Linked DNA regions of Homo sapiens: region 2 is linked to region 1. Evidence: chromatin loops called from intact Hi-C (ENCODE). Cell type or tissue: Caco-2. All regions are shown on one strand. Each heading gives the region's core, and the rest is flanking DNA. Links, peaks and the distances in the headings are about the cores only.

The links. Hi-C counts contacts between places; a loop is a spot of excess contacts. Peaks named below come from ENCODE experiments on the same cell type or tissue, not always from the same donor. Only the 100,000 strongest peaks of a DNase experiment are listed, where the experiment ranks them.
Region 2: it touches region 1 in a loop (8-fold over the local background); 3 of 110 quality-filtered maps call a loop at or near these places.

Annotation. Positions count from the first base shown.
Region 1 is chr5:41,522,540-41,531,020 of GRCh38, forward strand. No RefSeq gene overlaps it. Among named protein-coding and RNA genes, the nearest start is that of PLCXD3, 16 kb to the left of the region's middle. In Caco-2, for the core only: no CTCF peak of the experiment used is centred there; DNase peaks (open chromatin) are centred at 3,592, 4,312 and 4,812.
Region 2 is chr5:41,403,205-41,411,685 of GRCh38, forward strand. All of the region lies in intron 1 of PLCXD3 (phosphatidylinositol specific phospholipase C X domain containing 3), which reads right to left. It overlaps LOC105374740 (a long non-coding RNA gene), which reads left to right. Exons shown (of 2, transcript XR_925950.3): 2 at 5,775-5,981. Among named protein-coding and RNA genes, the nearest start is that of PLCXD3, 100 kb to the right of the region's middle. In Caco-2, for the core only: no CTCF peak of the experiment used is centred there; a DNase peak (open chromatin) is centred at 3,477.

The DNA.
Region 1 (8,481 bases), core at 2,616-6,615:
GGAGGCTACAGCAGATGAATTGACAATAACACAGGAAGCAGCAGGAGGGAGAGAGTGTGGTGGGTCTCCAGCTGCTTCTACACAACAGAACTTCTTTGGGTTACTTATCACTGACACCAAACTTCAGATTGGAATACAATAATGTTATTTACCTTCTATAACCCCCCTTCTCCCCTGCCCCCACACTCCTATACTTCAGTTTTTCCTTTTCCTTTTGTGAATCATTTTTCCCTTCACAATGCCATTGTTTATTTTAACCAAACTTCAGATATATGGTAACCTTCAGTGTGAATTGCTCTGTCCCCAATTCCTCCCACCCATCCTCCAAGGTGTTATGTTTTAATGTGTATGTGCTTGATTGCCATGGCTTTTGATAGATTTACTCTACATCACCTCTTCCCAGGGTCCCAAAGACCTGAAAGAGTTATATAGGTCAAATTGAAGTTGGGTAGAAAGTTGGGGAGAGGAGGAGAGGAGAAGGAGGATCTGAATATTTTTTAAATGATCATATTAAGTCCATTAAGATAAGTGCACTCCTAGACAAACATTATTCCTATCTGATGAATAACTTCCTCAAAGACTGGGTGTGTAGGTTAGAAAGGGTTCTGGGTTACTAATTAAGGTTAGAGTATAAAAAGCAGGATTAAATATGATTAAGAGCACATTTCTATGATTGAAACATTATTATTTTATGTTGAATGCATTTGTCACTGGCAAGAGTGTAGTCCAAAGGATGTTCAAATCTGTAATAAATGTTCATACATTTTGAGTGTTGTTCCACTATAGCATGCATCTAGAAATTCAAATGGACAGTTTCTTTTGTAGCTTATTTGAAGGCTATAAAGCTATTTGATTTATAAATCTCTTCCCTTTTGCATCCCCCTATACAGTGTGTGTGTGTGTGTGTGTGTGTGTGTGTGTGTGTGTGTGTGTGAAATTGTATTAAGATCTTTACTGAGATGGACTATGAAATTACTGATATTCAAAAAATCCACAAATATTAAATTAAATTTAGTCAATCTAAATAAGTTTTCAGCACAGTTTTAACTTTAGCTGGATTAAACTTTGTGATAATCCTGTATTGCATTCCTCTAAATAATTTTTCAGTTTTAAAATAATCAAAGCCAGTATGAGTGACTTTTAGAATTTGGCTGCTCCACATTAAAAAGAAAATTTGACCCTGTAGCCCTGTGAAATGATTTTTTGGGGAAGATAGACATGTCTTTCTATGCCATGATGCTTCCTGAAAAAGAATTAGACTTGATAAAATTTCTCCTTGCTCACAGCTACTACCACCTATTTCTTCTTGGGCTATGATTCTTTAGTTTTGTCTCCACGTATTGGGAGAGTTGAATAACTAATCGTAGTGTAAATGTAACAGGAGAACAAAAGTACACTAGATATTTTCAACCAAGAGATTCCAATAAAAGGAAACTGTTAAATAGATGTTGGAGAACTGAAAAGAAAACCTAAAAATGAACACTACAGTAATCATTGCAAGAACCTGCTGTCATCTCTAGAGCTGAGGAAGCAAAGACAACAATTTGAGGTTATCAGAACCCAGATGCTTGGAGCAGTGGTTCTGAAGAGCAGTATCTCTGAAAGACTGACATTGCCCAGCTTATTTGGGCACCTCTTAGGGAGATGAGACTCATTCTAGAAGTGTGACCATTCTGGAAATTTAGAAAAATAGCTGGGATCTTTCCCCTCTGCTGCTGCCAGTGAGAAAGAATTGCTAGGGCAATGCCAATAAAACCATCAACCTAAACAAAAAAGATTGAAGTCCCTCCTTCCACTTCCTGCCTTCCAGTATCTCTTAGTGCCCCCTATTGGCAGAACCTGACAAAGAACCAGCTGGCAAAACAGAAGTATAATTTGCAGAGTTCCATTATCTCAGATCAGAGATATGGAAGAGTGGATTTGTCACCAAGGAAGAACAGCCTAGTAACTGGCAGGTGTGGTAGACAAAATAATGATACCTCCAACAGTATCCACATCTGAATCTTTGAAACCTGTGAAAATGTTACCTTACATGGCAAAAGAGACTTTGCAGATTTAAATAAGTTAAGGCTCTTGAAATGGAGAGACTATTCTAAACTATTTGAATGGGCTCGATAGAATTATAAATGTCCTTATAAGAGGAAGGCAGGAAAGTCAGAGTCAGAGAAAGAGATGTGAGGTCAGAAGCGAAAAGAAGCAGGAGGGAGAGAGGGAAAGAAGGAAGGAGGGAAAATGAGAGGGAGATGTAAATGTGCCATTCCACTGGCTTTGGGGATGGAGGAAAGGGCATGAGCCAAGGCATGCACATGCAGGAAGCCTCTAGAAGCTGGAAAAGGCAGAGAAATAGATTTCCTTCTAGGGCCTTCAGAGGAAATGCAGTTCTGCCAATACCTTGGTTTTAGTCTCATAAGACCCGTTTTGAAATTCCGACCTCCTCCTTTTGTTATTTTAAGCCACTATTTTTGTGGTAAGTTTTTATAGAAGCATAGCACTGAATTATAACATTTTGAAGGTAGAGAAGTAAAGAACATCTTTGCCCCCAAAAAGGCCATTCTTAGGCATGGGCTTCTGCCATGTCTGATATGAGCAGACATATCACAAAAGAAAATATACGAATGGCCAACAAACACATGAAAATGTATTTATCATTCTTAGTCATCATAGAAATGAAAATTAAAGCCAAATGAGATATCAGTATATACCTACTAGAATGACAATAATTCAAAAGACGACAATATCAATTCTTTTTTTGTTGTTTGTTTTGAGGTGGAGTTCCGCTCTTGTTGCCCAGGCTGGAGTGGAGTGGTGCGATCTCAGCTCACTGCAACCTCCACCTTCTGGTTTCAAGTGATTCTCCTGCCTCAGCTTCCCCAGGAGCTGGGATTACAGGCACCCACCACTACGCCTGGATAATTTTTTGTATTTTTAGTAGAGACAGGGTTTCACCATGTTGGCCAGGCTGGTCTTGAACTCCTGACCTCATGATCTGCCACCTCGGGCTCCCAAAATGCTGGGATTATAGGTGTGAGCTACTGGGCCCGGCCCCCAACAGTATCAATTCTTAGCAAGAAAGTGGAATCATTGGAACTCTCATGAATTTCTGATATATGTGTAAAATGATACAACCTCTTTAAAACTCTTTGGTAGCTTCCAATAAAGTTAAACATACACTTTACCTATTACTCACTCCAGGGTATATATCTCAAAATAATTCAGTATATTACCACAAAGAGAATTATACAAGTATGTTTGTAACAACTTTACTTATAGTAGCTCCATTATGGGTCAAATTATAGCCTTCCAAAAAGATATGTTAAAATCCTAACCCTGGGTAACTCAGAATGTCACTTTATGTGGAAATAGGATCACTACAGAGGTCATCAAGTAGAAACGAGGTCATTAGGATAGACTTTAATCCAATATGACTGCTGTCCTAAAAGGGAAATATGTCCAAAGAAACACACAGAGTGAAGATGATGTGAAGACACGCAGGGAGAAAAGTCATATGACTGGAGTGATGATACACCTGCAAGCCAAAGAATGCCAAAGGTTGCTGGCAAACACCTGTCAACGAAGAGTCAAACTCTGTAAAATATTTGAAGAGATTTACTCTAAGCTAAATATGAATGACTATGGCCTGTGACACAGCCATCAGGAGATCCTAAGAGCGTGTGCCCAAAGTGGTTAGGGAAGAGCCGGGTTTTATACATTTTGGGGAGACATGAAACATCAACCAAATACATTTAAGATGTACTTTGGTTTGGTTCAAAAAGGCAAGACAACTTGAGGAGGTGGCTTTCAGGCTAAGGTAAATTTCAACATTTTTTGTTTGACAATTGGTTGAGTTTATATAAAGGCCTGAGATCAATAGAAAAGAAATGTTTGGGTTAGGATAAGGGATTGTGGAGGTCAAAGTTTTATTGTGCAGAGGAAGCCTTAACATAGTAGACTTCAGGGAAAATAGGTTATAAAATGTTTCTTATCAGACATAAAAGGGCACCTGGCTCTTAGCTGATTATCTCCTGGATCTGGAAAGTGAAAAAAAAAAAGAGAAAAGGGGATTCTCTACAGAATGTAGGTTTTTCCCACAAGAGACGACTTTGCAGGCCAATTTCAAGATAAGACAATAAAATATATTTGGGGTTGCTTATTTGTTGTGTGATGTTATGCCAAAGTCAGGTTCGAAAGTAGGACATGTTATACAGGGTTAAATAAAACTCCTCTGATGAGACTTTAGGGTTTGTAGGGCGTGCTCACCAAACCCCTTAAGAAGGAATTTGAGCAAGATAAGATTAAGAAAAAAAGGTCAGAGTTTAGTCTTCACACCAAAGCTAGAAGAGGACAGGAAGTATTCTCTCCTAGAGCCGATGGAGAGAGCATGGCCTTGCCAACACCTTGATTTCAGACTTCCAGTCCCTAGAACCATGAGATAATACATTTCTGTTGTTTTAAATCACTCTGACTTAACAATATGGATAACCCTCAAAAATTTTATGTTAGCAGAAAAAAACGCCAGAAGACACAAAAGAGCACATGCCATATTATCCCCTTTATATAAAGATAATAGTAAAAATGACCATATAACTCTTTTTCACATCCACACGTTTTGCAATTTTTTTTTAACCATCCATCAAGAGGTGGCCAATTGTCCACTTCTTCAATCTGGACTGGAATGTGACTTTTGTCAATAGAATGCAGTGGGAGTAATCGTGCCCCAGTTCTCAGACAAGATTCTTCACATACCCAACTCTGTCTCTGAACCATATCCAGGCACCATGTGAGCAGTCCCAAAATAGTCTGCTGACGTGTCAGAGGCACTCAAACCAGAGTGATTCCATCTTAAATAGGGGCTGGGTAAAATAAGACTGAGACCTGCTTGGCTGCATTCCCAGGAAGTTAGGCATTCTTAGTCACAGGATGAGATAGAGGTTGGCTCAAGATACAGGCCACAAAGACCTTGCTGATAAAACAGTTTGCGGTAAAGAAGCCAGCCAAAACCTACCAAAACCAAGATGGTGATGAAAGTGATCTCTGGTCGTCCTCACTGCTCATTATATGCTAACTATAATGCATTCACATGCTAAAAGACACTCCCACGAGTGTCATGACAGTTTACAAATGCCATAGCAATGTCAGGAAGTTACTTTATTTGGCCTAAAAAGGGAGGAACCCTCAGTTCTGGGAACTGCCCACTCCTTTCTGAGAAAACTCATGAATTATTCACCCCTTGTGATATGGTTTGACTGTGTCCCCACCCAAATCTCATCTTGAATTGAACCTCCCATAATTCCCATGTGTTGTGGGAGGGACCAGGTGGGAGATAATTGAATCATGAGGGCAGTTTACACCATACTGTTCTTATGGTAGTGAATACGTCTCATAAGATCTGATGGTTTTATAAATGGAAACTCCTTTTGCTTTGTTCCCATTATCTCTTGTCTGCTGCCATTCAAGACATGCCTTTCGCCTTTTGCAGTGATTGTGAGGCCTCCCCAGCCATAGGGAACTGTGAGTCCCTTAAATCTCTTTTTCTTTATAAATTACCCAGTCTCGGGTATGTCTTTATCAGCAGCATGAAAACAGACTAATACATCTTGTTTAGCATATAATCAAGAAGTAACTATAAGTATACTCAGTCGAGCAGACCATGCCACTGCTCTGCCTATGGAGTAGCCATTGTTTTGCTTCTTTACTTTCTTAATAAACTTGCTTTCACTTTACTCTGTAGACTCATCCTGAATTATTTCTTGCATGAGATCCAAGACCCTCTCTTGAGGTCTGGATCAGGACCTCTTTCCAATAATAGAAGGATGAGAAACCATATAAAGTAGAGATAAAATGTCATAACCAAGGCCATCCTGGAGCTGCAGACTTAGCAGTTAATCACAAATACTTGAGTGAGCCCAAAAGAAACAAGAACCACACAAACGAATTCAGACCAAATTGCTGATCCATTTATTTGTGAATTAAATAAGGAGTTGTTTTAAGTTATTGAGTTTTGAGGTTTGTATGTAGCAGCAATTAACTAATGAAGTAAAGAAACAAGCCAAGTAAAATCTGACAATAAACATCATAAAAGTGAATAGTTAAAGCAGTCTTGAGCAAAATAAAACAAAAGAACAAGAAAACAAAGCTAAATGCATTACACTATCTGATTTCAAAATATACTACAAAGCCATAGTAATCAAAACAGCATGATACTGGCTTAAAAACAGACATATAGACAAATGGAACATAATGTAAGGCCAGAAATAAATCCATGTTATGGGTAATTAATCTTTGATAAATATGCCAAGAACACACAATGGGGAAAGTCTCTTCAATGAATACTGATGTGAAAACTGGATATCTACCTGTAGAAGAATAAAATTGGACTTTTATCTCATATCTCACAAAAAATTAACTCAAAATGAATTAAAGACTTAAATGTAAGTCCTGAAACTTTAAAACTACTAGAAGAAAGTGTAAACCAAAAATAAAATTCAAAGGGCCCCCTGCAACCATCTGAATGGACTCCCTCCTCAACCAGTGCACTCTAAAATTTAACCTGAAAGACTGGTTCAGGCCATGATGGAAGCTGAGGTCAGACATGCCTTATTATGCCCCTCCAGCATTAGCATCAACAGAGACCTTAAGTCTGATAAGAAACATTTACAATATATTTTCTCTAAAGCCTGCTACCTGGAAGCTTCACCTGCATAATAAAACCTTGGTCTTCACATCCCCTTATCTTAACCCAGACATTCCTTTCTACTGGTAATAACTCAACCAATTGCCAGTCAGAATATGTTTAAATCTACCTATTACGTAGAAGTGCCCCCAAAGTTGTTTCACTCTTCCAGATTGAACTAATGTATTAGGTTGGTGCAAAAGTAATTGCAATTTTATCATTACTTTTGATTACTTAGGTTACTGCTAAGTCTGTTGAGATCCCACATATAAGAGACATAATGTGGTATGTCACATTATTTTACACAGAACAAGTAAAATTAATTTTAATTGCAAAAACCACAATTACTTTTGCATCAACACAATACATCTTACCTGTATTGATTGATGTATTATGTCTGCCTAAAATGTATAAAACCAAGCTGCATACAAACCACCTTGGGCACATGTCATCAGGGCATCTTTAAGCTGTGTCACAGGCACATCCTTAACCTTGGCAAAATAAACTTTCTAAATTGACTGAGACTTTCTCAGATATTTTAGGTTCACAAAAGCATAGGAGAAGAAGCTTTTTGAGATCAATCTGACCAGTAATTTTGTTTTCTATATGATCCAAAAAGCACAAACAAATAAAGCAAAAACATGAGAATGGGATTGCATCAAACTAAAAAACTTCTGTACAGCAAAGGAAACAACAATGTGAAGAGGCAAACTACAGAGTGGGAGAAAATAGTTGTAAGCCATGCATCTGACAGGCAATTAATATCCAAAATATGTTTAGAAAGTCAAACAACTCAATAGCAAGAAAACAAATAACCTGATTTTAAAAATGAGCAAAGGACCTGAATAGACATTTCTCAAAAGGAGAGATACATAAATGGCCAACAAGTATATGAAAGAATGCTCTACATCATTAATCATCAGATAAATGCAAATTGAAACACTAAGCTATCACCTCACACCTATTAGAAGAGCTATTTTCAAAAAGACAAAAGATAACTGTTGGCAAGGATATGGACAAAAGGAAACTCTTGCACATTGTTGGTGGGAGTGTAAATTAGTATAGCCTTTATGGAAACAGTATGAAGCTTCCTCAAAAAATTAAAAATAGAATTACCACATGATCCAGCAATTCCACTACTGGATGTATATCCAAAGAACATGAAATCAGTATGTTGAAGGGATAACTGCACTCCCATGTTCATTTCAGCATTATTCACAATAGCCAAGATATGGTGTTAACATAAGTCTCCACCAGTGGATGAACAGATAAAGAAAATATAGCATATACACAATGAAATAATATCCAGTTTTAAAAACAAAGAAAATATTGTCATTTGAAACAACATTAATAAACCTGGAGGACATTGTGTTAAGTGAAACAAGCCAGGCATAGAAAGAAAAATACCACATTATGTCACTTATATGTGGGATCTAAAAATGTCAAACTCATAGAAGAAAAGAACAGAATGATGGTCACCAGGAGATTGAGATTTGGGGAGAACTGAGGGGGTGTTGGTCAAAGGGCACAAAGTTTCAGTTAGATGGACTGAGATAAGTTTAAGACACAAAACTCAGAAAAATGATTACCTTGGAGAAAGATTAACTGTAAAAAGTTGAGAAACTTTTCTGAGATAAGTTTTTAGTTCTGTATCTTGATTTGGGTGATAGTTATATCATCATTAAAATGTAACATACATTTGTGAAAACTTATCAAACTGCACTTTGAAGAGCTGTATATATCACAGTATGAAAGTTATAGCTCAATTGTAAAGACAAAGAAGACATTGGGTGTCTTCTTGTCAGGATTAG
Region 2 (8,481 bases), core at 1,861-5,860, 120 kb before region 1:
GCATTTCTATAAGAATTTTCAATATCACTTTAGGGGTTCTTTTAAAACTAAAAACAAGATTAGAAAAGAGGAACTCTTTTTTTTTTTTTCTATTTAAAGGCTTTTAATTATTTGGAAATAATTGTAAGCATACAGAAAAGTACAAAATAACACTAAGAATACCCATATGCCATTTACCCAGATTGACTTATTTGTTGTTTTTTTTTTTTTTTATTATACTCTAAGTTTTAGGGTACATGTGCACATTGTGCAGGTTAGTTACATATGTATACATGTGCCATGCTGGTGCGCTGCACCCACTAATGTGTCATCTAGCATTAGGTATATCTCCCAATGCTATCCCTCCCCACTCCCCCGACCCCACCACAGTCCCCAGAGTGTGATATTCCCCTTCCTGTGTCCATGTGATCTCATTGTTCAATTCCCACCTATGAGTGAGAATATGCGGTGTTTGGTTTTTTGTTCTTGCGATAGTTTACTGAGAATGATGGTTTCCAATTTCATCCATGTCCCTACAAAGGATATGAACTCATCATTTTTTATGGCTGCATAGTATTCCATGGTGTATATGTGCCACATTTTCTTAATCCAGTCTATCATTGTTGGACATTTGGGTTGGTTCCAAGTCTTTGCTATTGTGAATAGTGCCGCAATAAACATACGTGTGCATGTGTCTTTATAGCAGCATGATTTATAGTCCTTTGGGTATAAATAGCTATTCTATAAGCCTAAATAAAACATCTTGATAATTTAACTTTTCTTTTTAAAAATCAAAGACAATATATGGTTGCTCAATAAAGAAAAGTGGTGCATAGAGTCAGGTATCAAAATGCATTAACTTCCAAGTTGGCTCTTCCAAGCAAATGACTCATATAAATTGGCCTTTAGATTAAAATACATTAAGCAATGGAGTGCACTGAAAGCATCATTGAAAGAATTTTTGGAAAAATAGGCTCAAATTTACAGTCAGTCAGTAACTCACTGTTTAATACTCGAGGATCATCAAACCTTCTAGCTCCAGTTTTCTAATTTGGTTAATTAAAATACCTTTCACACCTACTTTGCAGGACTCTTATAAGGAACAAGTGGAACCATGTGGAACCATGTTAATGAAAGTCCTATAAAAGTACTATAATACTTACAATTCCTTATTTTATTTTCTTATGGTATAACTCGGCACAAACATCTATTCACCTGAGAATTAAAAAAAAAATCACCTACACAAATGCACATTAGGATAGCTATGCAAGCACATAAGGAAGAAGGGCAAGGAAGGAAATGATTTAAGTTGCAGAATTTAGGTTTGTAAATATTAGTAAAAAATAAGAATATTTACTACCATCTGTCTAAGATTTTATAAATATGGAACAATAAAAACTGCTTCATCCTTTATTGCTTTGAGCAGTGTCTAAAGATTTATATTCTGCTATATTAATAAAACTTGTATATGATATATAGTAAGTATGAATCTTTCTCCATTTAATATCTTTCCAGTATTATTTATAGAAGTTTTTGGAATGAACTTCCGGTTGGTCTCTCAGTTTAGCCATAATCCCATTTCAAATTCTACAAAATTATAGGTTTAATAAACATCAAAGAAAATGTATCAAGTCAATTTCATCTGTGACCCTTCAGACCAAGAAGGCCCCAGTGTGCTGAGGTTTGACATGCTGTGAATGTTCAATTCCAGTATCCATATCCTGACCTTGGAATTCAGGCTTTGACTCAGTTAAGATAAGAACTGCTTCTCTCCTTGTTTTGGCAGAGCACTGAGCTTGCTTTTGACAACACTATGTGTTAGTACATCATGTTTTCTTGTCCTTGCCTGTTCTATTTCTGTTCTTTGGCTCAATGCTTTCTGGCAATAGGCTTTCTACATATATAATACCTCCATACCTTTTATGATAATAGGACCAACACTATGGTTGTTGGGAAGCAAACATACCTTCCACCTATGAACCAAAAAGAGGCTGCTGGATGAAGATATATAAGGGTAGCTTTGTTGTTTGAGGTCTTTTTCTAGGATAGAAGAAAGGCAAGTGGCAATATTTCTACTTCCCATGGGAAGAGATGGAATTCTGGAGTGAAGCTTACCCTTTTGTCTTGCCATATGAAAGTTTTTATCTTAGTCTCTTCTGTAACCAACATGTATTTCCTCCTTTGTACCAAAGCCTTTTACCCATAGTTGTCTTTCTCCTGAATTCACATTCATATCGTCTACCCCTCCTCCTATCAAGTAATAATTATTGTTGGATGTTATTACGAACACTTGTTATGTTCACTAAATTGTTTTTCTGTCTTTATATCTTGCTGTATACCTGCAGTCTCTCATGTACACACACTTGATTTTAAGCTAGATTATAAGCTTCCCTAAAAGAGAAAAAAGAACCTATGCCTTATAATTCCCTGTTCCCACTGCTGCATCTAGCTGTATTAATATAAAAATATTTGATTCAAGTCAATGGGTCCATTGTTCACATGAGATATGCTTCAAAAGTGAGAGAACTACATCCACTAATAACATTTTTTACCAATTAGGCAATCATTGGTCCAATTTTTTATTTGTTTGTTTTGTTTTGTTTTGTTTTGTTTACCATTTCCATTCAAATTCTCAGATTAGTCTACTTAATCTGCCTCTCTCTTCCCCAACTTTGGTTCCATCTTTAACCCACTGTAATAAGGTTATCACTGTTGCAACTCATATAAAACCCCAGCAAAATGCCATTGATGACTACTAAATAAAATTGACCGGTCACTGTCTTGACTTCATTCTTAAGTCTCAGCACAAAGCTTGGTAGACATAAGTTTATTCTATTAAATAAGCAAATACGTGAATCCTGCACAGCCTTTCTGGAACATTTGATACAGCTATGCTTCCTTCTCGAAATATTTTCCTCCTTTGGTTTTTGAGACATGGATCTTTCCTAGATTTTCTTCTCTTTCTGTGATTGTCCTTTACTGCCTCCTGTCCTTCCAACTCCCAAATGAAGGTTAACACCTTCATTTCCCTTCACCCAAAGCTGTATTGCAGACCTCAACTTGCTTCATACTTTTTCCTTGGGTGATATCATCCATTTCTTTAGTCTCTTTTGCCTTTATATAGATGCATCAAATATTGATACCATCTAATTTGACCTGCATTTTAGAGCCCCTGTGTGCCTATCTGACAACTAAATTTTATTGTTCCATGGTTACTATAAGCTTACATGTCCCAAACAGACTTTAGTATCTTCCCCTTTAAATCTGCTCCTTCTTGTTTGTCCACTGTTACATTTCCTTATCTCATCATCCTTCTATCTCATCCTTGGGTTAATCTTCAACTCTTGCTTGCCCTTCAAACCTTACACTCAATCAGTCTTGAAGTTGTACTGTGTCATGGTAAATACTGTGTAGAGGCATAAATCCTCTCTCTCCAAATCCTCTCTCAGATCTGTTTTGTTCTCTTCCATTCCATTGACAGTGGTCTGGCTTCCTGTGGGGGCCACTGAAATAGCTTTCAGGTACTGCTTTGATTCAATCCTCTGTAGCTTTCCCTTCATCTCAGCTGCGATCATTCAACCCTCCTCTATGGTCATTACCCTGCCTCAGCCTCTAGAATGGATTTAATCTTAGGTAAAAGATATATAATTATTTTCCAGCCCAATACATTGGCATTTGTTAAAAAGTTCCTTTTGCTTTTTGTCTCATTTTCATTAACAAGACTTTTGACTTGGTAATGTATTTAGCATTCAACTCGCCTAAAGGAACTATTTGCTTTTATAGCCCTCTACCACCCTGTCACTAAATGCTAGACTGGTAGCTGGAGCCTGGTCATCTGCTGAGTCTGCCTGCCTGCCAGTATTTTTTTCATACCACTGTCTTAAGAGTTCTAAGCTAGCACCATTCCCTGTTGCCTTATATCAAATCCCTAAGCATGGCCCTTTGTGTGGACTCTGGCCTTGAGAGGTTTCAAATCTGGCTGATGTTATGTGGGACTATTGACTTCAGTACATGGTCCTCTATGTAACTGGATAGGCAGTGGTTCATTCCTGATAGTACTTAGAAAAAATGAAATCTACTCTTGGTATGTAACTGAGGAGATAAAATACACAGATTATGAAAATAATATTAAATCTCAAAATACTTCTACTTGATTTGGAAGATAGTTCAAATTGTGAATACATGATGATCAACATGACAAGAAAAAAAAATTTCAAAATTTACTCATTTGATTCTTACCTGACAGCTAACAATTAATCTTAATTTTTGCTTACTGTGTTGATTAAACTTATCAGTTATTTGGACTTTTGGAGACAAAGACCAGCCATTGAGCAGAAAGGATCACTTCTTTTTCCTGGCACATAATTTTGCCTCAATCTTCCAGCTCGTGATTGAGTCTTTATGAACAATCCAAGAGATTTTATGTCATTAAAGACAACACACAATATGTATCACAATCTACAAGACTTCTAGAATTGAACAGATCATTGAAAACCACAGACCTGTAACTTAATATGTGTATTTCACTTGACATAATAAATGAATAGGAAATACATTTTTTAATATTAAACCCAAAATAGCTCACGGAACACTAAGTTTAATCCTTTTCTAAAGAAAGCATCAAGATAGTCATGCTGTGATTTCTCTTTGGGCAAATCTGTATCTTTCATATTGTGTAAAGCCTCCTCCTCAGTACATCTTACAGTGAGCTCATGTAAAGAAAGTTGGTTTCCTTATTTAAGTCTTTTGATCCAATATTCAAGATGCTAAATTTGAGAAGTCCTATTTTACTGATGACTCTGAGGAGTAGAGAAGTTCAGTATTCATCACAATTTTAATCAACTTGCTGGGTCATTTCTTTAAACCAGTAGATGAGCTGACAACGAATCATTTAACAGCATCAATATTCAGATTATTCAGATCAAGAGGCAGAAAAAAAGAGCTTGCTCCCATTGCCATCCATGGTGAAACTATTAAGTCTCTTTCTCATATGAATTTATTTTTAAAGATTATCAGCAGGGCTTCCAGAAAAAGAATTATAAGAGACCCAGGTATTACCAATGCTGCTCTTTCAAGGCCCACACTTTGAATGTGAGGTATTAAGGTAATACAGACATCTTCTTGCTCATCAACTACTCATTACATTGCCTTCTTTCCTGAGCCCTGAGTTTCCTGTGCTTCCACTCTCAGTCTCTTTTCTGACACATACACACATATGCATATACACAAACACACATACATGTTGACACACATACTTCTGCTTATCTGATCTGAGTTGTGATTATATGAGGACATTCTAAGTTTTGGGAGATGTCACAACACCTGTGTTGTTGGTTGAATACTTTCCTGTCACATATAAAAAAATCTGAACTAAACTTTTTTTTAAAACAAAAAGGTTGACAGAACATTTATTAATAAGTTTTGTGATTAATTTTATTTTAATAAACTGTCTGAGGTTATTTAGTTATTAATACTCATAAGAAGAACTCTGGAAGTCAATCCGCACATCTTTATTAAGAAGTCAAACACAAGTCTGTGGCCATAAGAATACGGTGTCGCATAAGTAAGCCTAATTCCTCTTACCCTTGAGGCCACCAAGCTGCATTTTCAAATGTATATATTTCTACATTTGTAACGATCACCCTTCCAAATGTAGTGAGTCAGGGAGAAGGATGAATCAAGGATGACTAAATAATAAGAAAGATGGGGGAGGAAAGTGTCCATAACAGAGATGTGGCAAAGATGAGGAAGAAAAAGAGCAGATTTTATTAACACTATTGCCTTGGCTATTTTAGCAGAACACAGAGAAGAATCCAAAAAGGACATGTCTGTTGGCAAACAACTTGGGAGAGAACCAGAAGTGAACCCAGTTGCTTGTGTCATTATTTTGCCTTAGCCTCCAAGAGCCTGAACAGCCCAAGGAGGACAAGACAGTCTTGACCTAAGGGAAAGATATGCTTTATTTACAAGAAAACATTAAAAAATCTGTTTTGTACAGGAAACTGTCTAGTTCTTTTCCTATTCACTGCCCCCAAAGATGACCTATGAAGCTGGAGAAACTGGATTATCGGGAGCCTTGAGCAGCCTTAAGCCCAGGGTGCTAAGGTCACAAAATGGATCACTCTCCCTTTGCTGGCTGGGCTCCAGCCACAGCAGGCTTTTTTGAGCTTATCAAATATACTAAGCTCATTTCAGCTTAGCCCCTGCACTTGGTAATCCCACTGCCTGCGATACTCTGCCCCTCATTGTGTGCATGGCTAGCACCTTTTCATTCAAGTCTCAGTTTAAATGTCATCTTCTTAAATAAACCTCGTATCTAAAGTATCTAACTCATCCAACCCTCCCCTGCTGCCTGTTAGTCTGTATCACATGATCTAGTGATATTTTCTTCATAGAGTTTATCACTAGCTTCAAGTTTCATTTTATTTAGTTGCATATTTGCTTGTTGTCTATCTCTCCCCACTAGCATTTAAATTCCATGAGAATTAGTATAGAATCTGTCTTGTTCGCTATTGTGCCCTCAACAAAAGGCACTGCCACTAGTACATGAAAGATGTTCCCTAAATATTTGTTGCATGAAATAATATATTTTCATTTCACTAAACCTCAACATCCTCATCTATAAATAGGACTGATATCACTACTTATAAAGATTATAAAATAAGTGATAAGCAGTAAACACAAATTATGCAGACAATATTCAAGAAGTATTAACTTTTATTATCACCATGAATTACAATTTCTACATTATTAACACTGAGAACTAAGTGCCTGGCACAGAGTAGGTTTTCACCAAATGAATGAATGAATGAAAGAATTAATAAGAATTATACTGAGAGATTACAAACAACATGGTTGTCATAAGCTCTCAGAACTAACTCAAAGAAAATACTGCCACAGCCTCTGGGGTACTTTAGATAGATTAATGTCTTCTAAAGCCCCCCTCCTTTTATTTATCTTTTTTTTTTTTTTTTGAGACGGAGTCTCACTCTGTTGCCCAGGCTGGAGTACAGTGGCGTGATCTCGGCTCACTGCAGCCTCCGCCTCCTGGGTTCAAGCAATTCTCCTGCCTCAGCCTCCTGAGTAGCTGGGACTACAGGCGTGCGCCCCCACGCCTGGCTAATTTTTTTTTTGTATTTTTAGTAGAGATGGGGTTTCACCATGTTGGCCGGTATGGTCTTGATCTCCTGACCTCGTGATCTGCCCACTTCAACCTCCCAAAGTGCTGGGATTACAGGTGTGAGCCGCTGTGCCCGTCCCCCGCCCCCCAGCTCCTTTTATGATTCCCTGGACCGTGAATTTCCTGTACCGGATGTCGCAATGCCAAGCCCTGCCAATTCTGGAAGGCTCTGCTCCTTACACATGTGCCGTTTCAGATTCTTACTATTACTGTATGTTCTGATATCCAGGCTCAGCACTGACAGCTGTCCTTCTACCCAGGCCATCTGAAGGAGGCTCAAGTGTAGGGCACCTCACTTTATGGCCACCTTTTTTCCCAGCAGTTTTATCCTTGTGACAAGGACCTAAAACTGAGCATCAACAGCAGCGGTTGAAAGAGAAGCAAACAAAAGTCAGTGCCATATAGAGGTAACGTGCAGCATAAGAAAAGAAAGTTGGGAAAGGAAATGTGGTTGCCACACAGTCAGCCACATCTTCCCTATTCCTCTGTAGCAGCTAATTGTATAAGACGTTGATATCTTTTTTATGCCACCTTCTCCCCCGATTTCTCCACTGGAGCCTCCTGGTGGTGGCAGACCCTGCAGTTTGGGGCAGTCTTGAGTATATGTAACCACAGGAGCAGCTCTTATGTGGGAAGACAGAACACATAGCCTGGGCAAATGGGGGAGGGCAGATTAGATAAAAACAAGTCCATATCACTAAAACCAACTATTCTGAAAGACAATGACTCGATTGTGTTTTCCCTCTAAGAAGAAAACAAATACAAAACCTGGCAAATAAACAGTCTAATTATTAAATTCTCTTAGATTTGAGAACCAAGAAGGCCTCTGAAGCCTATTTACCTTTGTTCTTGTATGTCTGGCACTATTTCTTTTCCTTTTATGAATAAAGAAAATCTGAAATAACACAACATTACCCTTAATCATGTTTGTGCTACAGAAATAACATCTCCTTGAAATACCAGCCTTTGATTCTATGATGCCCTCACCAAACACCACTTCTTGCCAATAGCTGGATCTTTTCTTTATCAAGGGAGTGTTTGAGGGTTGGGGATTATTTCTTTGCTCTTCCTTCCAGTCTCCCTTTCTCTTCCTCTAGCCTTGGGATTTGAGATCTGGATATGTAGAGAATATATTTCCTTTTGCTCTCCAATCTCACAGCAGAGCTGGGATAATAAGAAATGTTTATAAAACTGGCACAAACAAACAAACTGGTTTCTAAAAACTAGAATGTAGGTACCAAGTTGAGCCCATCATAAGATGATTCTGAATAGTATCACCTTCATGCTACATGATATTTGGTCTTATAAATCTTACATGGCAT